Linked DNA regions of Homo sapiens: region 2 is linked to region 1. Evidence: chromatin loops called from intact Hi-C (ENCODE). Cell type or tissue: PC-9. All regions are shown on one strand. Each heading gives the region's core, and the rest is flanking DNA. Links, peaks and the distances in the headings are about the cores only. Region 1 overlaps SYN3 (synapsin III). Region 2 overlaps SYN3 (synapsin III).

Evidence for each region. Peaks named below come from ENCODE experiments on the same cell type or tissue, not always from the same donor. Only the 100,000 strongest peaks of a DNase experiment are listed, where the experiment ranks them.
Region 2: a loop joins it to region 1, with 2.5 times the contacts of the local background. A loop is called at or near these places in 5 of 110 quality-filtered maps.

Annotation. Positions count from the first base shown.
Region 1 is chr22:32,688,290-32,704,435 of GRCh38, forward strand. All of the region lies in intron 6 of SYN3 (synapsin III), which reads right to left. Among named protein-coding and RNA genes, the nearest start is that of TIMP3, 110 kb to the right of the region's middle. In PC-9, for the core only: no CTCF peak of the experiment used is centred there; DNase peaks (open chromatin) are centred at 5,022 and 7,372; H3K4me3 peaks cover 391 bases; H3K27ac peaks cover 4,705 bases.
Region 2 is chr22:32,773,836-32,789,981 of GRCh38, forward strand. All of the region lies in intron 6 of SYN3 (synapsin III), which reads right to left. Among named protein-coding and RNA genes, the nearest start is that of TIMP3, 20 kb to the right of the region's middle. In PC-9, for the core only: no CTCF peak of the experiment used is centred there; DNase peaks (open chromatin) are centred at 6,236 and 6,756; H3K4me3 peaks cover 2,152 bases; H3K27ac peaks cover 2,922 bases.

The DNA.
Region 1 (16,146 bases), core at 4,837-9,836:
CCTTAGCGTGGTGCTCTGGCCTGTGCTTCTGGTTCTACTGGCTGGGTGAACAGTTACTTCTGCTACTTCCCGTTCAAAATTGGTCAACATATATATTTTTCAGTGGCAGGAAGTCTTGCCCGAGGTGGGAATGTTACTGGGTTAATATCTGGGGGAAAGAGAAATATTTTTCCCTTTGTTAGCTGGCTCTGGGCAGCCTGAAAACTCTTGATCCTCTCTGTCTGCTGCTTGGGACATAATGACCTGCTTTCAATCCCTTTCAATTACAGGATTTCTGATAGGAATTTGGAAAACAACCTAAATCCCAAAGCTTGGATGGTAGCCCATGCTTCATTCCACGTCTCTGTACCCAGTTTTTCAAAGAGATTTTTTTTTTTCACCTGCTCCTCAGGCAGAGCCTTGTCCTCCACCACTCCCATTCCTCCCAAATTCCCTGCCTGGGGCTGTCCAGCCACGCTTCTTGATTTTCTCGCTGGATGGAAGCCTCCTTTTGCCTCCCATGCTGGGCTGTGTTTTTCGGTGCTGGTGGTTGTCCTGAAGCAGTCCTCAGCGGGTAAAATACTTGGGCTGGTGTCTAGGGAGAGGCAGCCGTAGGCAGGGGCCTGGGGGTGAGCAAAGCCAGGTTTGAATGCTTGCTCTTCCTTGTGTTAGCACTGGGGCCTTGGGCAACCGACCTAAGACCCCAAGCCTCAATTTCTTTAATTGCAAAATGGGAATAATCATATGTATCTTTGGGATTTGTGGTGGAAACACACAGCACATAATAGGCAATCTAAAAAATCATTTCTTTTCTCATCTAACTTTTGGTACAACTAGGGGTAGTGGGGGTAGCAGGTACATTGAAGACTACAGTGATGGCTTAGGGAAGGGAGCATCTCTGCGGAGATTGGGCAGCTGAAAAGTCTAGTCTAGGGCAGAGACTACAGCAGTCTATGCCCTCGCTGCATGTCAGAATGAGTGGAAAGTGAGGAGTGGAAAATGAATGACTTCTGGACATTGGAGCCAGACAGACCTGGTTTGAATCCCAGTTTTGCCACCTAATGGCCGGGTGACTGTGGAGGATTCAACTGCTCTGAGCCTTCGTTGCTGCATCTGTAAAACAGGGACTCCCGTGTCACGGGGTACCATGAGAATTGGAGTAAGATACAGGAAGCCATTTATTCTGCCCAGTGACCTTTACTCTGTGATCTTCTCCTGCTCTAAAGGAATGGGGATACTCTGGCCCTGAGTTTGCTCCAGGGCGTCTCCTGGGGAGGCACAAATAGGAACTGGAATTCTTACCTGCTTTCTTTGTTTCCTAAATGACAAAAGTTACAGCAGCTTCTCTTTATTGGGCACCGAGTGTTCTTAGTGTTTTTTAATAGTGAGGAGACTAGAGCCCAGAGACCGTGGCTTGTCCAAGGTCACCAAGAGGGTCGAGGAGAGAGCTGGATTGTCTGGTCCTCATTATGGACTGAATGTTTATGCCCTCTCAATAGTCATGCATTTAAGTCCCAGATCCTAATGTGATGGTGTTAGGAGATGGGGCCTTTGGGAAGTGATTCGTCATCAGGGCAGAGTTTTTCATGAATGGGTTCTCAGTGCCCTTATAAAAGAGGCCCAAGAGGCCAGGTGTGGTGGCTCAGCCTGTAATCCCAGCATTTTGGGAAGCCGAGGCAGGAGGATTACCTGAGGTCAGGAGTTTGAGACCAGCCTGGCCAACATGGTCAAACCCCGTCTCTACTAAAAATACAAAAATTAGCCGGGCATGGTGGTGGGTGCCTGTAATCCCAGCTACTTGGGAGGCTGAGGCAGAAGAATCACTTAAACCTGGGAGGTGGAGGTTGCAGTTAGCTGAGATCGTGCCACTGCACTCCAGTCTGGCCAACAGAGCGAGACTGTCTCAAAAAAAGGAAAAAGGCCCAAGAGAGATCCATCTCCCCTTCTACCCTGTGGAGATACAGCTAGAAGGTGCCATCTATGAACCAATAAACAAACCCTCACAAGACACTGGATCTGCTAGTGCCTTGACCTTGGACTTCCCAGCCTCCAGAATGATGAGAAATACATTTGTTGTTTCAGCCTCCCAGTCTATGGTATTTTTGTGATAGCAGCAGAAATGGATTAAGACACTCACAAAGCACATACTCTTTCTCCACACCAACCTCCTCTCTGACTCTCTTCTCACCACTGTGAGCCTGGATTCCTGAGGCTCGGATGGACCTGAGCCAGCTGTTATGGCCTTATTTGGATGGGGTCACTCTCATGGGAGCAGCAGTTTCATCCCCTTTCCCTGTGCTCAGGAGCTCCTTCCACATCTCAATGCCCCCAGTTTACTAACTGCACTGTCCCCAGCATGTCAGGCAGGCGATATCAGGAGGTGGTAGTGGTGGGAATTCTCCACCTTCCCTGCATCCCTCCACCAGGTGGGAGCTGTGGCAGGAAGAAAGGCTGATCAGGTGCTCCCAGGAAGACAGGGAGGAAGAAGCTAAAGATGATCAAGGAAGGATACCAGGGGACAGTTCTGATTCTAGGGCAGAGACAAATTTACCTTCATTTCTTCTGCCCACATGGGAAGCGAGGGCTCATGAGCCTGCCCCCTGCAAATGGGAGAGAGAGGTCCATAAGCATCACACTCCAGAGGCAGAGGCTGGACTGGTAGGAAAGAGGAGGTGGCAGTGAATTTGAGCCCCACAGGATGGGGAGGCTGTGGGCTCAGGCTGCTGGGAAAGCCAAAATGTGATGAAGAGAGAGCTTGGGGTGACACATTTGTGGAATAAGCCCCTCCTTTAAAGCTTGGTTTCTCAGTCCATGCTTGCCTCCCTTTTTTCTCTCCTACAGAACGTCACTCCTCTTCATTCCCCTCCCACTCCTGCAGTCTCACAGAAACTGACCAGTGGCCTTGCTGGGCGCCCCGGTTCCTTCACCCATACCCTGGGCTCTGTGGAACATCAACACAGCTTGATTCAAAATCAGGAAGAAGACTACTGCCAGGACAGCGCTGTGCTTGTCATATTGGCCAACAGGATGCCACCCATGAAGACTGAGCAAGAGGCAGCTGGTCACCCTCTTGAGCTCCTGGTTAGTTGTAAGAGAGAACTTCCCTTAGCAGGTGGATCTGGGAAGGAGTAGCCAGGGACATGGGCTGCCTTTACTTTTCTGGGGAACTTTTAAAAACAAGCCATATATTTGTGTGTCTGGCAGGATTTAGGTAAGGTCTTGCCTAACAGAAGAGAAATAGATGTTTGCCTTCCCGGAAAGTATGGTTACTTCTACATCCACCCGCCCATAATCTCAGGGCATTTCAGTGAATCAGATGAGGGTGAAGACTGGGATTGGGAGACTTTGCAGGGGGTACTCCAGATCAGAGGAGAATGAGAGCAAAGTAGTTATGGGGGAGAAACGCTTGGCTAAGCTGCCTTCAGAATCTTGTGAGCCGGCTTAGTTCTGGGGGTGGTGGCGGGGAGAGAAAAAGCCAAGTATAAGTGAGGCATGGGGCAGAGAGAGAGGGGCAAACAGGAAGAAATGCAGCCACCTGCTAAGATACCCACCAATAAGGGCAGAGTCTAGAAGACACCTGTAGGCCCTCACCACATTCTCTGAAAACTGTCTGTCACCTCCATCCATGGAATGAGCTCCTGGGGTGAAAGTTTATTTTCCCTGGTAGGAAATACACTGGTAGCAGGTGGGACCAGGGTTGGACCCTGGAGTCATGCAGGCCAATCAGATCACCTCTCTTGAAGATTTGCAACAAAAACAAGAAAACAACTGGGGTAATTGGTAGCCTTGCAGGAAAAAGTGATGTTACTCTAGAGCTGCTGTGGTCATTGTTTTTTTTTTGTTTGCTTTTGTTTGTCATTGATACAAAAAAGAAAAGACAAAAAGACAAAAAAAAAAAAAAAAAAAAACAGGACGGTCTGCAAAGAGAGAAGAGAGTGCAGCAGACACACAGCTCAAAGAATCTTAATGCAACACATGAGCTAGTAGGTCCTTCAGTTTAGAAACTGCTGCAAACAACCACTGCCTGGTCCTGAGGATCTGAGACTCAGAGCAGCCTGGGAGGTGGGGAAGCCCTGGGAAGCCACCTCTGCATCCCCATCAGCCTGCTGGAGCTCAGAGGATGGCCAGCCTTTGGTCCTCTACCCAGAAATGACCTTTGCTTTATTCTGCATCATTTCTGACTCCAGCACAGCGTGTTTATTAGCATGCATTCAGGCCCTGGGACGAGCAGACTAAGCCTCCGACGCAGGCCACCAACACGCTCACTGTGGGCTCCAACCACCCTGGAGGCCTTGTCATTTGTGAAAGACCCATGTGCTTTTCTGTCTCCGCTGCTTCTGCTTTGTCTGCTTGATCTGAACCTCAAAAAATGACAGCCATTCTTTAAAGTTCAGCTCATGTGTCACTCGCTCTTCTGAAGCCTTTTCTAGCTTCCTCAGGCATAATTAGTCATAATTAGTTCCTCTCTCCCATCACTTCCCAAAGCCCTGTCTTTGTAGAGTCTCCATTATGGCATTTTTCATATTATATTATACACACTTGATATTTAAATTACATTTCAAAATACAGGTGTACTACATGTTTTCGGCATAAAGTGAAGAACAGAATCCCTCTCCTCCTCAAATCTTTCCAGCACCATTTCCCAAAGCTAATCACAATTAGCAATATATTTGGAGGGCTCCCAGAAATTTCTATGTATAAATAAGCATACATAAGGACGGCTGGATGTGCAGTAGCCCCCTTATCTGAGGGGGATACATTTCAAGACCACCAGTGGACTCCTGAAACCTCAGATAGTACTGAACCCTATATATATATATACTATGTTTTTCCAATTACATACATACATATGATGAAGTTTAATTTATAAATTAGGCACAGTAAGAGATTAACAGCAAGAACTAATAATAAAATAGAACGATTATAATAATATGTCAGTATCACTACCCTTGTGCTGTGCGGCCATGATGAAGTAAAATCAAGCCCCGTGACACCACCACTGTCGATCTGATAACAGATGGCTGCTAAGTGACTCACAGGCAGGTAGTGTAGAGAGCGTGGGTACAGTGGACAAAGCATGATGCATGTTTTTGGGAGAACAGAGCTGGACAGGACGAGATTTCGTCGTGCTACTCAGAACAATGTGCAACTGAAAATTTATGAATTGTTTATTTCTAGAATTTTTCATTTAATGTTTTTGAACTGAGATTGAGCTCTGGTAACTAAAAACTGGGAAAAGTAAAACCGTAGATAAGGGGAATTACCCTGTATAGGTAGTTGTTTGGCCTAAATCGGGTAATATAATATTATTTTTCTGTAGCTTGTTTTTTTTTTTTTTTTTTTTTTTGAGACTTGCTCTGTCACCCAGGCAGGAGTGCAGTGGCGCAATCTTGGCTCACTGCAATTCCAGCCTCCCGGGTTCAAATGATTCTCCTGCCTCAGCCACCTGAGTAGCTGGAATTACAGGTGTGAGCCACCATGCCCAGCTAATTTTTGTATTTTTAGTAGAGACGGCATCTCACCGTGATGGCCAGGCTGGTCTCGAACTCCTGACCTCAAGTAATCCAGCCTCCCAAAGTGCTGGGATTACAGGCATGAGCCACTGTGCCCGGCCTGTAACTTATACTTTTATTGAACATCTTTATTTTTGTAGAAATGTACATTCTGTTTCCATTAATGTTCTGTTGGATATATTTGGTTGAAATCTGTCATCTTATTTTATTCTCTTTTTTAAAATGAAATGTTTGTTTTCTACTTTTTGTTATATTTTTGAAGTTTCTGTTTTTTCCTTTGTTTTGTTTGTGAGCTATTTATTTATTTATTTATTTATTTTTAATGTTTTCTCTCTTTCTAATGATTTGGAAGGTTTATAGTCTGGTTTTCATTCTTGAACTGGTTACCATTATGCTTTAAATAGCATACTGAAACACCTATTTCTTGATTTACCAATTTTATTCTACATCCACAGACTCTCGACTATGAAAGATGTAGAAACTCGGGCAAGCATACCTTTCCCCATATCCCTTCCCCTGCCACATATAAGCCATTTCTTTTTATTCTCTAGTGGTTTAGGATATTTACCTTCTGTTCTCTAACCAGGAGCCCCTCAGCTGTTTAGCCTTAGTTTGGTATTTAAATGGATACAATGTTTACCATCAATGAATGCTTACTTTCTACAGCTTTTCTATTCCTAAATTGATAATATTGATACAGTTGATCCTGGAACAACACAGGGTTGAACTGTGTTCGTCCACTCATATGTGGATTTTTTCCAATAAAGATAGTTGGCCCTCCATGTCCCTTAGTTCTGCCTCCACAGCTGAAGGCAGTTGAAAAATATGGTATTCTCAGGATATGAAATCGTGTACAGGCAGGACCAACTTTTTGTATCCACGGGTTTCAAGGGGCCAACTGTAGGTGCTAAAGTATGCATGGATTTTGGTATGTGTGGGGATCCTAGAACCAATCCTCTATGGATACTGAGAAATGACTATATATTTTTGGGGGGACTAGATTTCATTATCAAGTTGTCCACCTCCTCTATTGAACTTATGAGTTCCATGCGCTATTTTCTCTGAGTCTGTGCTGGTGAATGTCTTTCAGCTACTTTATACATGAAAGTCAACCAGACTGGCTTTTAAATTTGAAATGTGTTTGTTACAATAGCTTCAGAATTTTGTACCTGTTCCTTTTGGCACTAAAGGATAAAGAGAAGTTGGAGGCCAGCTTTATTTTTCCTTCAGAATTTTGACTGAACATTCTCCGTCAAAGTTCTATGGTATATTAAGACCACTTTTAATTCTGTAGAGGCATTTCTTTAGTTCAGAAAAGTTTTCTTTTATAATATCTTTGAATATGTTTCTGTCTTATTGCTCTGTTCCTTTCTTTAGGAATGTCCAGCATGCATATTCATATTTCCTAAGTATTTTTCATTATTTTATTTCATTGTTTTTATTATTTCTCCTTTTCTTTCATTAAAAAACTCTTACTATGTTACTGACTCTATTATCAACTGAATAAATCCCACATTCTGCTGATGCTAATTTTCTCCTCTGTAATGGCTTTCATTATCATTTTCATTTTTTCATCCCATGTTAGATCTTGTCTGCTTGTTTGTAGTTTTACTTTGGAAACGTCTTGTTGTGTTCTGTTATTTTCTCAGGGATGGAGTCAAGCTGGGGCTACCAGCAGATTCCATTTGAGTTTGGTGTCTCAGAATTTATCAGATATGCTCTTCCCTGGGGACACATTTCCCCCAGGTTTTGAAGCATTCCCATGAGTATGAGGTCAGTGTGGGTCACCAGAAAGCCCCACAGATTCATGGGTCCTCTGACTGGCCATTTAATGTTTATGCATCTCTTCTGCTGACAAGCTGCAAGGCTGACTGCTGCTCCCTTTCTCTTCCACCTCACCTCTAAGACATTTAAGCAATGGAGGTCAGGGTTTGTACTACTGGCTATCCACATAGTGCCTTCCTATCCACAGCCCTGTCTCCCTTGCCCTTTGCCTTATAGAAATGAGTCACTACAGGGAACTTTACTCTTCTATGACTCACCTACCTCTCTTTTCCTTTTTTTTTCTCCAATAAATGATTATTTATTCAGCCTTTAGGGATCTTTTATCTTACTTTCAAGAAAATCTGGTAACATATAGGACTCCTCTTTTTGTCTTCCTCTGATGAAACCCAAACTTCACTGAATGTGGCAGATATGGGTTTTAGCCTGTTTTCTTTAGAGTAATATTAGCTTCTGTAACAACTGAACACACCTCCAAATTGCAATGGTTTAACATGTTATATATTCATTTCTCACTAGTGTAAGGGTCCAGTGCTGATGTTCCTGGTCAGCAGGTAGATGCCATATGGTGAGTCAGAGGACTGGGCTCCTTCTCTTTTGAGGGGTCTTGGAGTACCCTGAATTCTACTAGGGGAAGGGCAAAGAGAGAGAGTAGAGAAGGTGTTCCCATCTCTTGACCATGCTGGCCCAGAAGTGACATAGATCACATCTGTTCACATTCCAGCTTTGAGAACTCATCACATGGCTCAACTAAATGCAAAGGAGTGGCTGAGAAATGTGGTCCCTGCCTGGGCAATTGTTCCTTACCCACTCCTCTCTATTATGGAAAGACAGGAATGAACTGTGGTGAGCAGTTAATCATCTTAGCCCATAGCCATTTTCTAGTTGTATTGAAGATGGAATTTTCTGTTATATTTTCATTCTTTTTGTTGCTTTCAGTGGGTTTCAGAGAAGGGAGTACAGTAAACATCTTTTAACTTGTTTACAAGTATGTCTTTTCCACCCATCTGTGATCTCCTCTAAATGGGGACCATGACTTAACTTGTTTTCTATTTTCCAGCACCCAGCATGATGGCTGACACAGAGCAGATGCTTAATAAATGTTTCTTGGATGAAAAAATGAATGCATTCCTGTCCTGAGTGGGTGAAAACGGCTCTTCCCACCTTCCTTATTCTCAACTTACTCTTCCTATCCCCTCTCTCTCCTCTCTGTAGGAGAAAGGAGGAATTGTCAGGATGGCTCCATTCTTTTTTCTCTGTTTCCCCTTCTTATCATGGTTTGGCTCAAGGCTTGTGTCTCCTGTCTCCAGCATTGATTTACCTCTCCCCAGAATGAAATTTCATTCTAGCTTTGCCTGTGGTGCAGCCTGCTTCCTGCTGCCCAACCGTTTAACAATGTCCTCCTTGCAGCTTGGGGAAAGACACTGGGGAAAGAAAAATCTCTCTCTGTCCACAGAACCATAACTCACTGGTAAGGTAGCCAGCTGCCCTATCACTCCAGCTGGTGTTAAAAGTCATGGACATTAAGTGGGACTAGGATGTGGATCGAACATGTATGAAGGAGCCTGCCCAAGAGGAGACCCTCTCCTGCTTTAAATGCCCTGATCTAAGTGGGCCACTCTATTAAAATCCACCTACAGTGGCAAGTTACTTTTCTAAAATAGAGAGTCCTCAGGAGGAAACATCAACAGAAATGGAGTAGAATGAAGGAGCTCAGAGCATGATCACTGGAATCCAACAGACTTGTGTTTAAATCCTGCTCTGCCATTTACTGGCTGTATGACTTTGGACACATTATGTAAGCAATTTGAGCTTCAGTTTCTTCATTCATAACACTGAGATAATTATATCTATCCTGTTGGGTTGTTATGAGGATGAACTGAGTTCAATTCTAGGCATGTAAGAGGCATTCCATATTTTTTGAATGAATAAATGCCAAATGTACATAATGTAATGCCTGGCACGTTGATAAGCAATCCATATAAGATGGTTGTATCAGTAATGATAGGCTAGGTTGGCTAGGTTTACAAAAGTACCAAATTCCCCAAATCCCATGTCTTAAAACAAAGAAAGTCTATTCTTGATGATGCAATATGTTCACTGAGGGTCAGCTGGGGACTCTGCTTCAAGTCATCCTGAGGCTGATAGAACAGCCACCACCTGGAATGCTATCAGTCACTGTGCATTCACATTCACAGGCAACGTATATTTTTCTAGTTCTTGATTCCGAGTCTGGTCACTTGACTGACTCTGGCCAGTGGGATTTGAAGCAAATACAGACTTGAACAAGCACTCACACATTTCTGCTTGAACTTTGATACTCTGCCATCAGCATGAGAGCATGCCTGAGCTAGCCTGCTGGAGCAAGAGAGATGCACGGAGCAGAGCTGAGATGCCCAGTCCCCCGGGCCATTCTAAGTTAGTTGACATCTAGGTGGCCCCCAGCTACGTGAACAAGACCAGGCAAGATCAGAAGAGTCAACCCTAGCTGACCCCAGATTCATGAGCAATAAACACTTATTGTTTGTTGTATGTAGAGGTTTGGGGGTTGTTGGTTAAACACTATTATTGTGGCAATAGATAACTGATACACCCTGCCTTGGCTTCAAGTTCTGAAGTATATAGAACTCTGCACCTCTTCACATTCCTCAGAAAAAATTCACACAGTAGATTCTACTGACAACTTCAAGGTGGGGTCTGAAGGGGTTTGACATCACATATCTGCATGAATCTCTATTGATCATGGTTTTTCTCCCCCGTTTCTTTGGCTGAGATGCTAACCAGAGCTTCTCTATCACTCTTACCTTATCAGAATTGTGTACAAAGTTCTGCCAACTTATATCCACTCTATTCTCTACCTGTTCATCTCCCATAAAATCTCTTACCGTTTCTTTCACAGAACAATTCATCCTTGCCCCAGATGTGGAAGCCCCACATTCCAAACCCAAAAATGTGGCAAAGTGTTTTTTTTGCTGTTGTTGTTGTTTGAAGGACCTACCTCCTTAAAAGCTAGTGTTTTATAAATAATAACTCTTGTTTGTTTTTCTTCATCATTAGAAAGTCTGTAAAGGGCAATGATGGTGGATTATTAGTTCTGTTATCCTTAGTACCTAGCAAAGCTCCAGAATCATTTTAGGTAGTTAGTAAATGCAATTGGAAATACACATTGTTATTGAAAGAATTTTAGAGCATCTATATACCCTTAATATCACTCTTTGGTGATTAACTGAGAGCTAACTGTAGGAAGTAAATACTATTTATCTTCTCTGTACTTGAAGAAGATATGGGACATTAATTTCTGCAAGTACTCAGTGGCATGAGATGGAGGAGGGTAGATAATGTGTTCCAGGATGGGGGGGTGACACATCATCTTCATTTTATCTACCCAAGGTTGTGAGGCCCCAGTAGGTCATCCGTGTCCAAAGTTAGAAAGCCAATAAGAGATTGACCGGAGACAAACATCTGGACTTACTCTCCACTGAACCAGACATTCAGCCTTGGCGCTAGACGCTCTGAAACTTGGCCGGGCTTCCCACAGAGCTTGGCCCAGGGTCTCCAGTGGCTCCATTGAGCTTGGCGGAGCACATTGACAGAGTTGGCCCAGAAAGACTCCAGGACAACACCCAAACTCCACAGTGCCCCCACCATGGAGTACTTGTTTTGGGGGGCTTTACGTGATGGAGGGCAGGGTGTGGACAGCCCCTGGCATGTAGGCTGAAGTTGGTTCTGACAACCCAGACCTCCACATGGGCCGTTGGGCTCCCCTGAACCCTGCTGGGCTCAGTTCAGGAGAAATGCTCTTGCCAATGGGCAGGGAGGCTTAGCATTCCACCCCTGCTCTTTTAATCCCCTCTGTGCAGGAATGTTCCACTGCAGAGACAGCAGAGCTTGCAGAGACAGGAGGTGGTGCCAAAAGGGAGAGAGTGGTGGAGAAACAGTTTTGATGAGATTTAGGGTGGTGTGTGTGCAGGGATGGGGGTAGGTGCTGAGTTAGGCTCTACCATGGACTCACTGTGTGACCTTGACCAAGTCACATTGCTCTCGGGGCCCAATTTGTTTACCTTCAAAAGATGAGGATAGACAAAAAAGATACAAGATTCATTTCTGGATAAAGCTGTAAAATTCTAAAAGCTGTTTTACTTGTGAAGTCCAAAGTAAGATTCTGTTTTTCATCTACAGGGCCTCTCCTCTAGAGAGATTTGTATACAAGTGCATTTGTAGGAAACAGGGTGTCTGTCTTAATGGGAATATCAGAGTCTACCTCTCATCTCAGTTCTAGAATTTTAAGCACCTTGAGGCAAGGTCTATGACTCATACCGCCCAGGACATAGAATTCCTCTGAATGTAATAAATAGAAGAGCACTTTGAGGTCATCGAATCCAATCTTCTTAGTTTTAGATGGGGGATAATGGGACCAGAGAAGGGAAGTTGTTCTCTCAATATTATACAATGAATCTCAGGCCCGGAACTCAGGTTCTCTGCTCCTAGAACAAAGCTTGTTCCAACAATCGAAAATTTCTGCCTGAAATTTTGTATACGGTCTCTGAATTCCAAGGCTTTCAGATGCTTCCTCTTTTTAAAATAGGCTTGACTCCTCCCTCCTTTGGGCAACTTTCAGGTTAACTCAGGGATTGACTATGGAGACTATAAGAGTCTTAAGCTCATGTGAAGTCTGTGAAATTCCACAGGCTTAAAGTATCCCTTGGGAATCTGAGAGATTTTGCCCAAGTAGCCCAAGCCTTGGACAGCAGCCTCCCTGGAAGGGATGTGGCTCCTGCATTATCTGGTCCCAACTCCAGCTCCAGGATAGGATCTCTGAGCTGACATAATACGGCCCTATTGTAAACAAGGGAGGGTCATGACCCTCCACAAATGACTAACATGCTAATTTGAAAAGTCTGCCTGGACTAGAAAAACAAACAAGAACAATGAAATTTAAGGCAACATTTTAGACAACCAGGAGGCAAGGGGAAACTCAGAAACATGAAAAAAGGAGTCCCCAACAGCTATTGTCCCTTTCATAAACACTCACTAAGCACCGGTCACGTGCCAACCAATGCATCAGCCAACACAAGAGGAAAACACATCAAGCCAGCCCTCTAAGACCTCACAATTCTAGGGGATTAGACAAGCACTCATATGGCCAGTGCTTCTAGGCTGTAAATGAAAAATAGCTTTAAACACCATGTAATAGGAAGCAGCCTCAGCCCAGATTTCTGTATTGAACTTCAGACCAGCAGCCTGCCTAACATCAACCACTTGGATGTCTCATAGGTAACGCATCTTCAAAACAGATCTCATGGTTTTTCACCCCAAATTTCCACTGTTCTGTTAGAATAAGTGACACCATCATTTACTCAGTTGCTCATTCCAGAAATGGGAATCATCCTCGATAACTACTTCTCCCTCGTTAACTCCTCATATTCATTCAATCAATCCCTAAGTCCTATAAATTCTAAACATATTTTAAATATGCCCCATCTTAACTGCTGCTTCCCTGAAAGCAAGTCAACATGATCACTTTTCTCAACAGACTCAGAATTAGCCTTCTAGAATCCACTGTTGTTTCTAATCTGTTCTCTGCAGAGTAATAATAAGACTGATTTTTAAAGAAACACACACAGTTGATTGAGTCACACTCTTGCTTAAAAAGCTTCAATGAGGACTTGTGATTCCATCCATGAATAATTAGCTGTTACAGAAACTGCCCTCCCACTGATGCAATTACTTAACTGCTCATCAGAACAAAATCTAGTATTCTTGAAATACACACAACAAAATCCACCACCTAAGAACATAAAAATCACAATACCCAGCATCCAGTAAAAAATTACCAGGTATGTAAGAAAGCAGAAAAATATAACCCATAACCAGGAGAAAAATGAATCAACAGAATCAGATCAAGAAATTATAAGAAGGTTGAATTTGTAGACAAGGACCATTAAAAAGCTGCTATTAAGTCTTACAAATATGTCCAAGGATATAAAGAAAAACATGAAGCTGATGAAGAAAGAGGTTAAAGATGTAAAAGGATGCTCATAGAATTTATAGAGATAAAACATATAATATCTGAAATGAAAAATACATTTAAGTGAAATTAAATGCAAATTATATACTATAGAAGACAACTGAAGTTGAAGCTGTAGCAATAGAATCTACCCAATATAAAGCACAGAAAAACAAAACAAAACAAACAGTGCCGCAGTGAGCTGTGGAACAATAGCAAACAGTCTGACATTATGTGTTATTGGAATCCCAGAAGAAGAGAGGGGAGTACAGAAAAAATTATGAAAATATTAATGAAAAAAATGTTTCCAAACAATGGAAATTTTAAACCCAAGAAGCTCAATGAACCTGAAATAAGAAGAAAAAACACAAAGAAAACCATACTGAGGAACTTATTTTTGTGTGTGTGATTTAAGTATTTTCTTGATTTTCTTTCAGGAATAAATTCATGTATTTATTTTCAATATTTTGGTAACACATAATAGATATGGACAATGTAGACAGTAAACAACAAATCTAATTATTTACGTATTATCTTCTGAAGCGTAGAGACTTAGTGACAGGAATGTCTAATCCATTGTTGAGCTCATTGATTCCCAAGATAAAAATAAAGTAATAGAAGCATCGGCCAGGCGCTATGGCTCATGCCTGTAATCCCAGCACTTTGGGAGGCTGAGGCGGGTGGATCACGAGGTCAGGAGATCGAGACCATCCTGCCTAACATGGTAAAAACCTGTTTTTACTAAAAATACAAAAAAATTAGCCGGGCGTGGTGGCGGGTGCCTGTAGTCCCAGCTACTCGGGAGGCTGAGGCAGGAGAATGGTGTGAACCCGGGAGGCGGAGCTTGCAGTGAGCCGAGATCGCACTCCAGCCTGGGCCACAGAGTGAGACTCCGTCTCAAATAAATAAATAAATAGAAGCATCTAAATTAAGGTAGTTATTTTTCACCTATCTTGTCTGCACTATTTATCAGTGATTCTGAAACTAAGAGCCCTCAGACCTGAATTCTTTTCGTGTTACAAAAGATCTTCTGATATCCACTTAACATATGTTAACCTTTAGCATTTGACATTTATTAGTCATGGCTTTCAAATGAAGTACTTAATTAAAATCAAAGTGCCATTGTCTTTAGCAATCCTGAAAGAACTGGGTATGAATTAAAATTAGAAAAAAAAATGACAGTGGTTTTAAGAGTACCATAGTTCCTGTGTGAATATTGCAGTTGTTTGAAAAATTTTATAAAATATTCTTATTATCAAAATCGAATTTAAAGTTTAATGATGCAGTAAAGTTGAGACATTCACAAAGAAACTAGAATAATAACAGTAAAAATTTAGTCATAGCTAAGTGCAATCTAACCAAAATGTTCTGGTCAATTGGATTTCGTTGTGCTAAAGACTGACAAACTACACAAGTAATTAGAAATCAAATATTAGTGAGTGTCTAGATGCTGGGGTTAGTTAGAGGCATTTTATGCTGCCAGATATTTTTTAAAATCACTTCTTGGGTCTCCTTAAATCAGGGTAGATAAAATTATTGCAATTTTTATTTTCTTGAAAAAGTTATCACTAGACTATTTAATACATGTGATTTATACAGAATTTACTCTTTGCTCTTTTATTTTCCTTAAGAGGTAGACTTTGCTTTGGGTTCAAAATTAATAAATAAATTAGAGCAGTTAAATGGTCTAACAGTGACAATTCACTGGGAAAATTAAATCTGGTATTATACACACTCAGGATCTGTACATTTCTGACCCAATGGAGTTAAATAAAGAGTTTTGCCTGGCCGGGCGCGGTGGCTCATGCCTGTAATCCCAGCACTTTTAGAGGCCAAGGCTGGCGGATCATGAGGTCAGGAGACTGAGACCATCCTGGCCAACACGGTGAAACCCCGTCTCTACTAAGAATACAAAAATTAGCTTGGCGTGGTAGCGGATGCCTGTAGTCTCAGCTACTCGGGAGGCTGAGGCAGAAGAATGGCATGAACCCGGGAGGCGGAGCTTGCAGTGAGCCAAGATCATGCTACTGCACTCCAGCCTGGGTGACAGAGGGAGACTCCATCGCTTAAAAAAAAAAAAAAAAGAGAGAGAGAGTTTTGCCTATGTTCTAAGTCTCATCCAAAGGGGAAAAAGAGAAGAAAACTGATGGCAAAAGTCTTGAGGTGCTTTTCATAATGTCCTTAAATGCATCCCACCCAATGTAATTTCATCTAAACAAAATTTTCTAAAATCAATCTACTCATCAGGAGATTGGCTTTATTAGGAAAACTCATAGTCTATTTATTTCAAATGCATTTTTGATAAAAATCATTGAAATATTTTTGGTTGGAGGTACATAATTACACTTAACTAATGTAAAAAGCATACAACTTATGTACCTAAAATAAATATTTAAATTTTATTGTATTATTTCAGGGTAGAAATGGTAATTTTTGTATTATTAGAACTTATCCTTGAAACTGAAATTATATTGTAACTTTTTTTCTTTTAAGATAATTTTAAAAGACTTTTAGGTTCAGGGGTACATATGCAGGTTTGTTATATAGGTATACTCGTGTCACAGGGGTTTATGTACAGATTATTTTGTCACCCCAGTACTAAGCCTAGTACCTTATGTTTATTCCTTCTGATTTTTTTTCCCTCCTCTCACTCTCCTGGCTCAAACAGGCTCCAGTGTCTGTTGTCCCCCTTTGTGTTCATGTGTTCACATCCTTTAGCTCCCACTTATAAGTCAGAACATGTAGTATTTGGTTTTCTGTTCCTGCATTAGTTTGCTAAAGATAATGGCCTCCAGCTCCATCCATGTTCCTGCAAAGGACATGATCTCATTTTATTTTATGGTTACATAGTATTCCATGGTGTAT
Region 2 (16,146 bases), core at 4,788-9,787, 85 kb after region 1:
CTATCTGAAGAGGAAGGAGGGAGAGTGAGGAAGGGCTGCAGGGAGAACTGATATCCAAAGTGAGTCTTGCAAGATGAGCTGGAGTCAGAAGTGGACAAGGTTTGGAACGGAACTGCCAGTAGGAGGGCTGGTAGAAGCAAAGGAAGGGAGATCCGGGGAAGCAGAATGTGTCTGAGGAGCAAGAAGTTCCAGTGTGTGCTGGTCCCAAGGACAGGAAAGAAAAGAGTGAGATGGGCTTGGAGGGAGAGGAAGGGAGGGTCTTGATGGGATAGCCATGAACGGATCTTGGATTGATCCTGGGGACAAGAAAAACCATGAGGGTTTGTTATGAATTGAAAAATGTAACCTCCAAAAAGATATGCTCAATCCCTCACCCTTGGTCCCTGTAAATGTGACCTTATTTGGAAATAGGGTCTTTGCAAATGTAATCAAGTTAGAATGAAGTCAGTGGATTAGGGCGGGCTTTAATCCAATGACTGGTGTCCTCATAAGAAGAGGAAATTTGGACACAGACACACAGAGAATGCCGTGTGATGATGGAGGTAGAGGTTAAAACTGGGAATGCCCAGGATTGCTAGCAACCACCAGAAACTGGAAGAGATAAGGAAGGACCCTCCTCCCCTCGAGTCTTCACAGAGATGAAGCCCTGTCCACACTCTGGAGGCAAGAAGACTGGGTAGGGTGCTGTTGGAACACCACAGGCAAGAGTTTTCAGGAGCCTCAAATAAGGCTCACCCTCTCCTCTGTTTTAAGCATTGCACTTTTTTTTTTTCTTTTCCCGATATGGAGTTTTCTTGCCCAGGCTGGAGTGCAATGGCGCACGATCTCAGCTCACCGCAAGCTCCGCCTCCGGGGTTCAAGTGATTCTCCCGCCTCAGCCTCCCGAGTAGCTGGGATTACAGGCATGTGCCACCACACCTGGCTAATTTTGTACTTTTAGTAGAGATGGGGTTTCTCCATGTTGGTCAGGCTGGTCTTCTCCTGACCTCAGGTGATCCACCCGCCTCGGCCTCCCAGCTTTGCACTTTTAAATGAGCAGAGTGTTTAGAAACTGAACAGGGGTCTTGTCTGGTTACCCATTCCACTCATTCAACAAATGCTGAGGGCCTCCGTGGAGCTGAGGCAGATAAGACAAATGCCAATCCTGAAGAAGGCCCCCAGCTTCCTCCTCTGACCTATCTGTCTCAGCCTGCTTGGACAGCCATAAACTTAGCAGCAGATTTTATTTTCTCATAGTTCTGGAGGCTGGATGTCCAAGATCAAGGCTCTGGCTGGTGAGGGCTCTCTTGCTGGCTTGTAGACAGCCACCTTCTCACTGTGTCCTCATGTAGCCTTTCCTTGGTGTGCATGCAGGAGTGTGGAGAGGTGGACTAGGGAGCAAGTTCTCTAGAGTTTCTTCTTATAAGGACACTAATCCTATGAGATCAGGGTCCCACCCTTCTGACCTTGTCTAATCTAACTACCTCCTTACAGGCCCTATCACTAAATACAGCTGCACTGGAGGTTGAGGCTTCAACATGAATTTTGGGGGGACATAATTCAGTCCTTAGCAGCATCTGAGCCACAAACACCTGTGGAATGCCAAGAGAGTGGTGACCTGGTCCTCCCTGTTCCCACTTCCCATAGCAGATAACTGTCGACGAGGAGGGTGACTGAGGCAAAAGTACCCCTTCTCCTTTGCATTGCAGTAGAGGACACATGTATCCTTAGCCTAATGCATCCTCCAGTCTGCACAACCCAGAAGGGTGGCCCCAGTCATACAAACTTGGCAACACTCAAACAACCCACCAACCTCAAGGTATCATGGTAGTATAGCCATAAGTCCTTGAGATCAGGAGTTCTGCTGCCAAGGCTACATTCTGCCACTTCCTGGCCCTTTGAGATAATCCCTCTCCACCTCTCAGAGCCTCAGTTTCCCTTTATGTAAAACAGGATGATTAACAATCATAGCTACTGTTTCTAAGTACCTACTAAGGGCTTAGTATCTGTTGTCAGCTGAAAAATGGCCTTCCAAAAGATATTCATGCCTAATTCCTGAAACCTGTGAATGTTACCTCCTGTGGCCAAGAAAAAGGAAGTGGCAGGGGGCTGTAGGGGGTAGAGGTTTGCTTATGTGATTAAATGAAGGACCTAGAGATCAGGAGATTATCCTAGATCACCCAGGTGGGCCCTAAATACGATCACGTGTATCCTTATACGAGGCAGGCAGAGAGAGATCTGGTGCCCGCAGAGAGAGAGATCTGGTGCCCTCACAGAGGACGAGGCCAGGCAGATGGCAGCAGAGGTCAGAGCTTTGTGTCCACAAGCCAAGGAACTTGGACAGTCATCAGAAACAGGAAAGGATCTCCCCTAGAGCCTCTAGAGGGAGCACAACCCTGGCGACACCCTTTTTTTTTCAGCCCATTGAGACCAGTTTGGGACTTCTGGCCTCCAGAAATGTGAGGGAATAAATTTCTGTCATTTTAAGTCACTTGGTGAATGGTACTTTGTTATGGCAGCCCAAGGAAAGAAACACACACCCATTATCTCGATAAATCCTCAGAGTCACCCATGAGGCAATAAGATAGTCATGCCTTACCAGGTGCCAGGTAGTGTTCATTCAATATTCACAACAGCACTAGGAGGCAGATACTGTCAACATCCCATTTTACAGATTAAGAATTGCCACCCAGAGAAGTGATGTAGCTTGCCTAAGGTCACACAGCGGGCACCTGTGCCAGGCTTTGAATGAAGGGTCTGGCTCCAAGTTGCTGCCTTAGGCCACCTTGAGGCGAGCTCTTTGCACCAGAATGGATGCTCTGTTTCCTGAGCCAGTCACGCAGCCTTGAGCAATGGCTTACCATGCTCCCTCTGCACTACCCTAAGTGGCTTATTCTGGGATCCTATGAGGATCAGATGGGACAGAGGGCATGAAAAGCATTTTGTAAACTGTAAAGTGCAGTGCACGGAGAAGGCATAAGAATTCAAAGTGGAAGCAAACCTGCTTACCTAGCTGGCCATGGCAAGGCTACCCTGGTCATCACTGAGATAGGTGGGGACACCAGCAGCAGGAGCCGCCCCCTATCCCTTGAGCACACACAGGAAAGTTTCTAAGCCTCGAAGTGCCCGTGGGTGAACTCACAGATGTTACCACCCAGAACCACAATGCTGACCTCACAGCATGATCACTAGATGTCACGTGAGTTCTTCAAGCCTGAATCCAGCCTTGTACCAGCTCATCAGCACCTCCTCCCGACCTGCCCTTCTCCGTGGCTTTCAAATTCAGAACCAGTTCCTCCCAGAATCACATAATTTCTTTAGCTGTAATGACTCCTTCATTCCACAGAGAAGGAGACAGGCAGGAACATTTAGTGACCCATCGAAGACCACACAGCTAGTATATTCTATCGAAAGCATCCTTCGTGTCCCAGCTGTGGGTCTCGGTATTCCCAGCTCCCCATTCATCTCAGGCAGCTAGAAATTCTTTCTGGTTGGGAGAATCCTAAAAAGGGGAAACTGGCATATGGGCACATTAGATTTCATTTCATGGCCTGGAGCCAGCCTGCTCCTTCTTTTTTTTTAATCCAATTATTATCACACAGAAACCTGTTTAGGAAGAAAAGTCCTGACTCGGTGCAATATTGTCCCCAGTATGTTGGTAGGGACTTTACTTCAGTGGATCTGTCAGAGCCCCAGATGCCAAGTCTATCTAAACATTCTATCATCAGTTCATCATTTTTGCATCCATCCATCCCTCATTCACTGAGCTTCCTGAGCTCCTGTGTGTCGGGTACCGTGCTAGACACTGGGATATAAAGAATATCCCCAAAGAACCCTCAGATTTACAGGGAGAGAGGCAAGAAAATAAATAATAGCAGCATTTCTGAAACTCACATATTAGCTTTTCTTGCTTATGATTTTTGTCATTTTCTTGTTATAGTTTACTCTTCATATTTACTTAGTATTTTCTTTGAATTAACTCTTTTTTTTGTCTTACTTAAATGCTAGCTTTGGGTTCACCCTAAGCAATAATATCCATGAATTCATGGATTTAATTGGCTAGTTTTTTCTGACTACATGTTGTACTAAAAAGTTTAACTATTAAAGAAAGAATTCCTGGGATGCCACCTAAAACCATCCTGCGTCTCAGAGGTATGTGAGGCTTCCAGTGAGAAACACTACATTATTGCTAAGGAGGCCCCTACGTGTTAGAATAGAGTCTGCCAGCTGCCACTCCAAGAGGACAATGCTTTTATCCTATCAAGTGCTGGCTGGTGAAGACACATTAGGATTAATGGTTTGATAAACAACATCTCAAGGCAGGACATTCTATGGCAGGAAGCAGATAAGTCTGTGCCTTTCACTCAAGGATCTCAGAAACATTAACTTCTCAGTTTTCATGCCCTCTAAGTGGGAGACAAGGCTATTCTCATGCCTCATTTCCTAGCTACAGGAAAAGGTGTTCTGTGATGTAAGACTGCATTTTTTTTTTTGAGACAGAATCTCACCCTGTCACCAGGCTGGAGTGCAGAGGCACGATCTTGGCTCACCACAACCTCCGACTTCCGAGTTCAAGCAATTCTCCTGCCTAAGCCTCCCAAGTAGCTGGGATCACAGGCACACGCCACCATGTCCAGCTAATTTTTGTATTTTTTTTTTAGTAGAGATGGAGTTTCACCATGTTAGCCAGGCTGGTCTCGAACTCCTGACCTTGTGATCCACACACCTTGGCCTCCCAAAGTGCTGGGATTACAGATGTGAGCCACCGCACCCGGCCAAGACTGCATTTTTTTAATCTCCTGTTTCCATCACAACACAATGACGGATGATATTCCCATGGGAGCCAGTATCAGGGTTTACGCTGAGTGAAGCGGAATCCCTAGGACTTGCATTTAACTGCAGCGTCACCGAAGAAAGTGCGTCAAAATGCAAGCAAAAGAGGATGACATTATTTTGAAGACAACCTTCAACATACCTTAATTTGTTTCTTAATAAGAAAGCAACACACAAACTCCAGGACTTTTACTATCAATAATAAAAACTGATTTGTAACACTTTGCTCCAAATAAATGAATATACCATTGTATTGGGTACTTCTCATTTCCTTTATTAATTTATTCCATAAATATTTATTGAGCACCTCTTACGTGCCCAGCTTGCCTTAGGCACTGGGGTTAGAACGATGGCTCAAGACAGACATAGTCCCTACCTTCATACTACTAGTGAGGAAGGCTGACATTAATCAAATAATCATCCAAATGAATGTAAAATGTAATGTAAATCCAAATGAATGTAAAATGTGATGTGTGGCCACAGAGGATTGATAGGAATGGTGAATGATGGATTTAAAATATGAAGCAACCAGCCGGGCATGGTGGCTCACGCCTGTAATCTCAGCACTTTGGGAGGCCGAGGTGGGTGGATCACTTGAGGTCAGGAGTTTGAGACCAGCCTGGACAACATGGCAAAAACCCATCTCTACTAAAAATACACAAATTAGCCGGGCATGATGGTACACGCCTGCAGTCCCAGCTACTCAGGAGGCTGAGGCAGGACAATCACTTGAACCTGGGAGGCGGAGGTTGCAGTGAGCCGAGATGGCGCCACTGCACTCCAGCCTGGGCAACAGCGTGAGATTCTGTCTCGAAAAACAAAAACAAACAAACAAATCTATGAAGCAACCATACAAGAGACATCACTAGTCACCCCTCATTAAGTTTCTTCCACAAACCAGATTGTCTCATTTAATCTTCGCTGCAACTCTCCGAAGCGGGCATTATTATTCCCACTTTACAAGAGAGGAAACCTTGGCTCTGAGCAGTGTAATGACTTACCCAGGGGCACTCAGCTGGCTAGTTGCAGAGCTGGGAATCAAACCCAAGCTGTGCTTTTCTCCCAAATGCCCAGTCTCCCCAGGGGATGCATGAATAGGAAAAACAGGACCTTACGTACTTTGCAGGTTACTACCGTGATGTCCTTGCTAGCGACTCCTCCACGCTTTAGTACCATCAAGGGTCCAGGTTGGGCAAGTACTCGAACCTCCATTCTGCCCTGGGATAACCTGGGCAGAAAAGCCAAACACAGCAGGGGAGCAGGAACAAAGCGCTCCCTTTTATGGTGAGGCGGTGCAAACCTCTGCATCTGCCTCCAGGCCTTGCCAAGGCCCACAGAGAAATGGCCTGCCCTAAAGATTGCAGTGAGCTGAGATTGCGCCACTGCACTCCAGCCTGGGTGACAGAGTGAGATTCTGTCTCAAAAAAAAAAAGAGAGAGAAAAAAAGAGAAAAAAAACAGAAATGGCCTGCCCTGACTGAGCCCGAAGCCTTCTGCCCTGATCTCTGCTTTTCTTTGTGTACCTGTCTGGTTACAAAGGAAGCAGCTGCCAGCTCACTGGTGTGGGACGCCATGTCTGGTCTGTGCTTTGCTGAACTGTGCTGGAATTTCACGGGCTGAAGCTGGCCCTGGGGGGTGCCGGGAGGTGAATGAGAGAAGTGTCTCAGGAGTGTTGTTCTGGGGGCTAAAATTACAGGTGATCGGACAACTGCTGTAGGAGATGGAGACAGAGCAGCACCTGAGTTGACTCTAAAACCAGAGGGCCTCTGTGCAGTGCGCTGTTGGCCGCTCTGGTTTCCTTTTCGCATCTCTGCAGCCCTTGGTATTTTCTACCTGTGTTATCAGAGAATCTCTGGCTGAGGACCCTGGAAATTTCTGCCCCCATCTCCACCCTTGGAAGCCTTTCCACAAAGAGCTTTGTAATTCACCAGGTGCCTTGCATATGGGAGGGATTACACCTTGACCTCAAATATTTGCTGTTTTCGTCACTGGCTCAGAGCCTGGGCACTGAAATAACACTGCATGGTTGGAATCCTGGCTCCCTGACTTACCAGCTGCATGACCTTGGACAATCTACTGAACTTCCTGTGCCTTAGTTTCTTTATCCTTAAAATGGAGGTAATAATAATATTAACCACAATGTAGGCTTGTTATTATAAGGATTAAATGATTTCATGTAGGTAAGGCACTTAGCAGTACCCAGCGTAATAAGCACTTAATGAGAGCAACTTGGTATTATTGCCTGCCTGCCTGCCTGCCTTCCTTGCTTCCTTCCTTCCTTCCTTCCTTTCCTTCCTTCCTTCCTTCCTTCCTTCCTTCCTTCCTTCCTTCCCTCCTTCCTTCCTCTCTCTCACCCCCTTCTTTCTTTCTTTCTCTCTCTCTTTTTTCTTTCTTTCCCCTCCCTCCCTCCCTCCCTTCCTCCCTCCCTCCCTTCCATCCTCCCTTCCTCCCTTCTTCCTTCTCTGCATCCCTCCTTTCAATAAACAAATCCTTTTAAATTGTATAAAGCCCTGGAACTACCAAGACCTGCAAGGCTCAATAGCTCGTAGTCTTGTCCAAGGTTCCACAGACAGAAAATGGACTCACTGGGAAGTGCCATCTTTTAGGAATTCACTCTTATCTGACTCCTCCATCATCCTCCCTCTCACCCTCATGGTGCCTAGCATAGTACCTTATAGAACAAGTACATCCTCAATAAATCCCTGAGAGCCTGAATAGATGATGGTGGTTAAGGACACAAAGCTTAGGGAGCAAGGCTATGTGGGTTTAAATCCTGACTCTATCACCAATAGGCTACATGGCCTTGGACGAGTTACCTAACCTCTCTGGGTTTCAGTTTTCCCCACCTATAAATTGGCATTACGATAATGCACTTACCCCACAGGGCTGGGCTCAGGCTTAAAGGAATTAATAATAAAATGTTTATATCAGTGCTTGGCACATAGTAGGTGTTACTTAGGTGTTTGCTATTATTATTATATTAGCAAACACCTAAGGAGGTGTTACTTAGGTGTTTGCTAATATTATTATTATTATTAATATTATTATTATTATTGTTGTTGTTGTTGATTGGCTGAGCTAGGGCTGAGACACAATTGCTATTTGAGAGTCTCCCAGTTCATTTTCTGATACTTTTCTCCTCCAGGACTGCCTTAGGATTCTTGGGCACAGAGAATTGGATTACTGAGTAGATTTACAGCAGACTATGCTTCTCCTCCTCCTTTTTCATTCTCTTACAAAACAGTTTTCTTTTTTAAACAGAACAGACAAGCAATGTCAAAGATTTCTTATTTCGCAATGAAGTTTTCCTTCCATGTGTTCTCCTCTTTCTATCTTCTCAGAAGGTTGTTTTTTCCCCTTCAGAACTTTTTTTCTGAAGGAAAATTCCATAGTAAGAAGGAAACAAAATAAGTTTCAGGCTCTGTAATTTTTTTTTTTTTTTGACAAAGTTTCACCTTGTCGCCCAGGCTGGAGTGCAATGGCATGATCTCGGCTCACTGCAAACTCTGCCTCCTGGTTTCAAGCGATTCTCTTGCCTCAGCCTCCCAAGTAGCTGGGATTACAGGCGGGTGCCACCACGCTCGGCTAATTTTGTATTTTTAATAGAGACGGGGTTTTACCATGTTGGTCAGGCTGGTCTCAAACTCATGACCTCAGGTGATCCACCCACCTTGGCCTCCCAAAGTCCTGGGATTACAGGCGTGTGCCACCACGCCCAGCTAATTTTGTATTTTTAGTAGACATGGGGCTTCACCATGATGACCAGGCTGGTCTCAAACTCCTGATCTCAGGTAATCCACCCACCTTGGCCTCCCAAGGTGTTGGGATTACAGGTAAGATCTACCACGCCTGGCCAGGCCTTGTAATTCTTTTTTTTTTTTTTTTTTTTGAGACAGAGTCTCGTACTGTCTCCTGGGCTGGAGTGCAATGGCATGATCTCAGCTCACTGCAACCTCCACCTCCTAGGTTCAAGTGATTCTTCCACCTCAGTTTCCCGAGTAGCTGGGACCACAGGCGCACACCACCACAGCCGGCTAATTTTTTGTATTTTTAGTAGAGATGGGGTTGCACCATGTTAGCCAGGATGGCCTCCATCTCCTGACCTCATGATCCGCCCGCGTCAGCCTCCTAAAGTGCTGGGATTACAGGCGTGAGCCACCGTGCCCAGCCCAGGCCTTGTAATTGTAGCAGAGGATTTGGCTTCCCTCAGCCTATGGATCTGCGCCCTGAAGGATGAACAGGAATTAGTGAAGCAATTCTCTATTGAGAAGGAGCAATTCTCTATTGAGAAGCAACTCTCTATTGAGAGGAGTTAGTTAAGCACTTCTCATTGAAGCTTCCCAGAGAGTAGTGAGACCAGAACCTGTTATTCCCATTAAACGGTATGGGAATTGAAGATCTGGGGAAGCCAGGTACTTAATCTTAGTCCACAGCAGAGAACTAAGCTCAATGACCCCCTTCTTATCTTTACTTAGCTTCTCGGACAGTCACTAAGACCGGGTTTCTCCTGTGCTTCCTCTCTTGATGCAGGTTTATATTGCCTGGATGCCTGACTTGGAAGTTCATGGTACAGTTCAGGGCCTTGAAACAGGTGAGTATGACAAATAACAGACCTGTGGCCTCAGTTGGAGAGACAATACAGAAGGCTGTCCACTGGGACGGGTTGGAGTACACTTGCTTCATCTAACCTGGACAGCATCTTCTAAGCCCCTGCTAAGTAATTCCTTGCAATGTGGGCCCGGAGCTTCTGGTTTTTCAGGAGAAGCTGGAAACTGGAATTACTGAAAATCTGAATTTTTCTGAAAGTTTGTGAATTACATTTTAAAATGCGGCATGAACCAAACACAAGGCATCTGTGGGCCAAATCCAGCCTTGAGATTGCTAGTTTTTACATGGTTTTTAATCTTCGGATTTAAGGGGGCTTAGAGGATGTCTTGTCCACTGTTCTTTACCATGCTGGAATCCCCTGTGCGCCGTCTCTGAAATACAGTTGTTCAGCCTCCAACTGAAATACCCCTGCTCTCTCCTGCTAGGAGTTTGAAATTCACCAGAACTCACAGTTTTACTTGCTCTTTATCATTATAAACCCCTAATCTACCACCTGGCAGCTTTTACCCTTTGGTCCTAGTGTCTTTTGGGGGAAACTAAACAAACCAATCTCATCTTTGGCACAAACCAATCTCATCTTTGGCATGAATTCTGCAGCCAAACTGCCTGGATTCGACTCCCAGCAATACTATAACTGTGTCGTGGTAGGCATGTGACTTGAACTATCTGTGCCTCAGTTTCCTTACCTGTAAAAAGGGGATGATAATGGTATTTACCTTACAAAGTTGGATGAGGTTTAAGTGAGCTAATATATTCAAAAGTCCTTGGAAAGGCAATATAAGTGTTTGTTATTTTTTCCTCTTTCTCAGGTTAAACTTTGCAAGTGCTTCCAACTATCTCCAGACCCTGTGTTTTCTGGGGCTTTTGTCATTCTCTCTACTCTGTTTGGAGGGTGAGCCAACGTGGCTCCCTTGATCCCTGACTCTTGGTATTCACAGCCTTGCCTAATTCCTCCACCTTGAGTGATGGTGGGGCTTGTGATATGCCTTTAACCAATAGAACATGGCGCAGGTGACAGGGCATATGCGATTATATGAATATGAACAATCATGTTACATGAGGCTGGAATGCCCATCTTGGGAGGAGGCACTTTTTCCTGCTGGCTTTGAAGAAGCAGGTTGCCGCATGGTGAGCTGCCTGTGGAGATAATCACATGGCAAGAAAATGAGGGTGAATTCCAGCTCACAGCCAGGTAGAAACTGAGGAACCAAATGTTGCCATCAATCAAGTGAGTGAGGAAGTAGGTGCTTCCTCAGTCAAGTTCCAGATGAAACTGCAGCCCTGGCTGACATCTTAGTTTCAGCCTTGCAGAGGAGCCAGCTAAGCCATGTCCAGACTCTTGTCTCACAGAAATCATGAGATAATAAATATGTGTTATGGTAAGCTGCAGAGTGTATGGCAACATTGTCATGCAGCAATACATAGGTAACTAACAACAATGGTAACTCTCCCTCACCTACCTTACTTTGGAAGTTCTCTACTTATGTCAGTGTCCTATTTAAAACAGAAGTTCTGGAAGAGAACAGCATATCGCAGCAGGCATTATTTGCACACTGCATGAGCTGTGGCCATAAAATAATGTTGCTGATTTTCTAATGGGCACGAGAGAACAAATGCATGCAAATGCTCCTGTTTATACCAGGGCAGGGCTTGAGCCCCAACTGTGCACAAAGCACTGGGCTGGATCTTCTGAGACAGAGGAGCCTTCTCTCCCCTTCCTGCCTCCAGGTATGATCACTTGGTACAAGTGATGGTGGCAGCTGATCTGTTTTCCTTCCTAATTCTCTTCCCTCTTTTGTTACTTTTCTTTATTGAAGAGGAGGCAGAGGAAGAAAAAAAAAAAGGACAAAAAAAAACCAGGTGAATGCATATAGTCTGTTACAGCTGGAGGGGATGAGAGGGGTCAGTCGGTGCAGCTCTGGGGTCAGTCGGTGCAGCTCTTGTTGTGGAGGGTTATACAGAGACTCCATGGCTCCTAAGTGATAGAGCCAGAGTTAGAACGTCTTTGACACTTGGCCCAGGGCTCTTTCCTTCAATTACAACTTGCCATTTTTTTCCTTGTGAGTACTAGGAAGTTGACACCATGCTTCCGGGTAGAGTCTTGGGTGTTACATGTTGTCAGAGGGTCCCTCGTACTTTCTTTTTGTTCTTGGCCAAAGGGATCCCCTTCTCTGAACCTCAGTCTCCTTCTCTGTAAGATGGAGTCCTGGGGGGCTGATGGAATAACACATGCTGGCTCCCAGCAAGTGGGAGAGAAGCACTTGGCTTGCTCCCATTAGTGTGTTCTTCTGCAAGGATTTCAAATGCTCGTGCATCCCACTGTGCATTCAAGTGTTGGGAAAACATTTATTGTGCCTGACATTTTCCCAGAGAGTGTTTTCTCAGATTAAAAGAAAGTAGTCAAACTTTCCCCTTCTCTGATTACCTTAACTGAAGGAGACCCTATATGCTCCACATCCCACAAGTTACTCTGTCTTATCATCTTCATTGCACTCATGGCCCGCTGAGATGGTTTATCCATCTGTTTCTGTGTCCACCAGGCCAACGCAAGCTCTCTCAGCTCTCAGAACAGGACTGTGTCTGTCTTGCTTCCTGCTCTGTCTCTGTACCCAGAACAGGGTCAGGCCTGGTGTAGGGGCTCAGTAAATAAAGCCTGAATGAATGACAGAACCTGTCTTGCTTTTGCCTATGAGACTTGGCCTGAGAAGAAGGAGAAATCCAAGGAATTCAAACCACTTCAAAGAAGAAGAAGAAGAAGAAGAAGAAAAAAAAAATACAGCATTCTAGCAAGATACAATCCCATTTACTTACTGCACACTTTCCACATCCCAAGCAGTGCTTGGCCCTTAGGGCTCCCATTTAATTGGGATATCTCATTTAATTTTCATATTTGCCGTATGAGGTGGGTGCTGTTAGTGCCCTTGTTTGTAGCCGAGGAAGCTGAGTTCCAGAGAAGCAAAATCTTTTGCATAAGAGCACACAGTGAGGTACAGTTAGGGTTTGGAATGCAGGCCTGTGTGCCTCCAGGGCTGAACTGCTCCACACTACAAAAGTTGATGGTGTCTTTATTTCTAGGAAGTACATATTGAAATATTCAGGGGACCAGGAGCATCATGTCTGCAACTTATTCTTTTTTTTTTTTTGAGACAGAGTCTCACTCTGTCACCCAGGCTGGAGTGCTCACTGCAAGCTCCACCTCCCGGGTTCACACCATTCTCCTGCCCCAGCCTCCCAAGTAGCTGGGACTACAGGTGCCCGCCACCACGCCCGGCAAATTTTTTGTATTTTTCATAGAGATGGGGTTTCACCATGTTAGCCAGGATGGTCTCGATCTCCTGACCTTGTGATCCACCCACCTCAGCCTCCCAAAGTGCTGGGATTACAGGCGTGAGCCACCACGCCCGGCCCTGCAACTTATTCTTAAACAACCTAAAGGAGGGGGGATTTAATAATATGTTAACATTTGGGGAATCTGGGTAAAAGGTATCTGGTAATTCTCTGAACTATTCCTGCAGCTTTTCTGTTAAGTGAATTATGTCAAAATAAAACATTTTCAAAAGCTCATGGTGGGAAGAAGATGAGACTCATGTCATGGGATGAAGGGCACAGGTCCTGCTTGGCTACAATAAAGAGGGGGAATGGGAGGCTGGGGCAGACTCTGGGGGCTGGAAGGACCAGGTTTCATCAGGGAGGCAGTGTTCAACACGGATAGGACCAGTGATGATACTCTGTCTTTAACCAAGTCTACCCATACTTCAGCATCCCGAATGTGCCAACTTCTTTTTTTTCCTTTCTTTTCTTTTCTTTTTTTTTTTTTTTTCCTCACTCTGTTACCCAGGCTAGAGTGCAGTGATGCAATCTCGGCTCACTGCAGCCTCCATCTCCTGGGCTCAAGTGATTGTCCTGTATCAGCCTCCCAAGTAGCTGAGATTACAGGTGCGTGCCACCACACCCGGCTAATTTTTGTATTTTTAGTAGAGATAGGATTTCACCATGTTGGCCAGGCTGGTCTCAAATTCCTGACCTCAAGTGATCCTCTTGCTTCAACCTCCCAAAGTGCTGGGATTACAGGCGTGAGCCACCGCACCCAACCCTTTCTACTGTTTTCTAGAGTAGCTGTCTGTGGGGGAAGGTTATATATATCCATCCTAAAATATATGCTTTCAGATCAGACAGACCTCAGTGACATCGCTTCCTATTGGTGCCCTTGAGCAAGTGATTTAACCTCCCTGAGCTTAAGTCTTCTCATCTGGAAAATGAGGATGATGATGTCTACCTCACTGGGTTGTTGTGAAGATTCACTATTTCAAAAAAATATTTACTGAGCCTTGATCTGGGATACCGGGGACAGAGCAGTGAATAAGACAGGCATCTTGCACTGTTTTCTTTGTGCAGCTAGAAACACTAATTGTTTAGAATTAAAGGACAATTAATAAACATTTTAATAAGTTTTTTTCAGATACTGATAAGCCCAGAAAAGAAAAATCCATGTGAAAAATGAGACCCTGGGAGGCTCCAGTGACTGGGGATGGCTGTGCTCCTCCGCTGCGGCACACCTCCCCGAGAAGGTAATATCTGAGCTGGAAGCTGCAGAATTAGAAGGATCTGACTGGCCATGGCAAGACCTGGGAGAGGCAGAGGGAGGGTCAGGGCAGTCCTGGAGCTGGGACTGAGTTTGGCTTGGTTAAAGGAGGAAAAGGAGGTCAGTGTAGTGTAAACACAAGTGAGAGTGGGAGAGACATGGACAGCCACAGCAGGGGCAATGCCACGCTGGGTCTAGAAGGCCAAGGCATTTAGACTTCAAGTGCATTAGGGATCCACCATAGAGTTTTGAGCAGAAGAGTAATATGATCTCGTTTTTTTTCTCTTGAAATCGGATAATCCAGTCAGCCCTCTGTATCTGTGGATTCCACATCGGGATTCAACCAACCGTGGATGGAAAACATTTGGAAAAAACAAACAATAAAAAATAACAATACGACTATATTAAAAAAAACATGAATTTGGCTGGGCGTGGTGGTTCACGCCTATAATCCCAGCACTTTTAGAGGCCAAGATGGACGAATCACGAGGTCAGGAGTTCGAGACCAGACTGGCCAACATGATGAAACCCCATCTCTACTAAAAATACAAAAAATTAGCTGGGCATGGTGGTGTACCCCTGTAATCCTAGCTACTCAGGAGGCTGAGGCAGGAGAATCGCTTGAACTCAGAAGGCGGAGGTTGCAGTGAGCAGAGATCGTGCCACTGCACTCCAGCCCAGGTAACAGCGCAAGACTCCATCTCAAAAAAAAAAATAATAATAATATGGATTTAAAAATACAGTATAACAACTACTTAGTATTTACATTGTATTAGATATTATAAGTAATCTAGAGATGATTTAAAGTATGTGGGAGGATATGTTTAGATTATGTGCAAATACTATACCATTTTATATCAAGGATTTGAGCACCTGTGAAAGTCCTGGAATCAATGTTATTAATACAGGACCTGAAACATGATAGATATTTAATAAAGAACAGCTTTATTATTGTTTATCATGACTTGGCATTGCCACTAGTCATTACGGACTTCTAGAAGGTGGGCGGCCTGTGCCTACCTTCATTCTAGAGGCATGCATCTTGGTGCACCCACCTGCCTGGGGAAAGGGGAGAGGAGTGGGAACAACTCGGGACACCTCTGACTTCCTTCCTCCTCCTTGCCACATGCTGCCCCCCCACCCCCAACAAGCCAGATGCCAGTCACCTCTGCCAGGCCAAGGGGCGGCCAGGGTAGGATTGCTGGGCCCCCCTCCAGCTGGCTCCGGCTCCAGGCCTCTGAGCCGCCTTCACTTTGCCTTAAAAATGCAAAGCATTCCAGCCATTTTAATTACTGGGCATTGCATAAGCCAGCAACCAGTTCATACAAAGGAGCAATAGACAAAAAAATGATTTTTCAACATGCCTTCAGCCTCTCCCCTTCTTTCCTCCTGAAATCAGCCCCCAATCACTGCCTCCCAGGCCTAGAAAAAGCACTCCAGGTATGCACAATCTCTTTTTGAGTTTGTTGATGTGACATCAAGGTCTTTTTTCTCTAAATACTTGAGGCAAAAAGCAGTTCCAGCCACCTTCAAGTGTTTTGGAAAGTTACCGATCATATTCCTACTTGACATGCTAAGACAATCAGAGGACTCCATATTATATACACTGAGAACTCTGATATAAAACAGAGTTCATTGTGCAGTGGGTCTGTCCAGGCACCAATTCAGGGCGCTTTCAGTTCTGGAATGACTTTACTATGGGGTACTCCTAAGAAATGAACCTCAAACACAATGTTCCAGCAATGCTTTTGTGTGGAGAATTATTAGTACTTAAATATTTATGTGATTGGGGAAGCTTCCATGTTTCCTAATTCTGATTTTTCAGTAGCCTCTAAACTGTTTTAACTAAATTTAATCCAAAAATTTGTTGAGGACCTACTGGGTATCAGTATTGGTTACGTTCTTGGAAGAGGAAATTCAATTAGCCCTGTCAATTAGCTCACTTTCTAAAGAGGGAAAGTTACACAGAAACTGACAATCCCAGTACAGGGTGATGAACTTCAAGTTAGGTCATCTCTGATGGGTGCTCCCAGCTTGGGTGGGAGGAAAGGCTACTTGTAGATTGTCTTAATAATATTGACAGTGACTATTCACTGATTGGCTGGCTCTGTGCCAGGAATTCTGCTAAACGCTTTCCACATATAT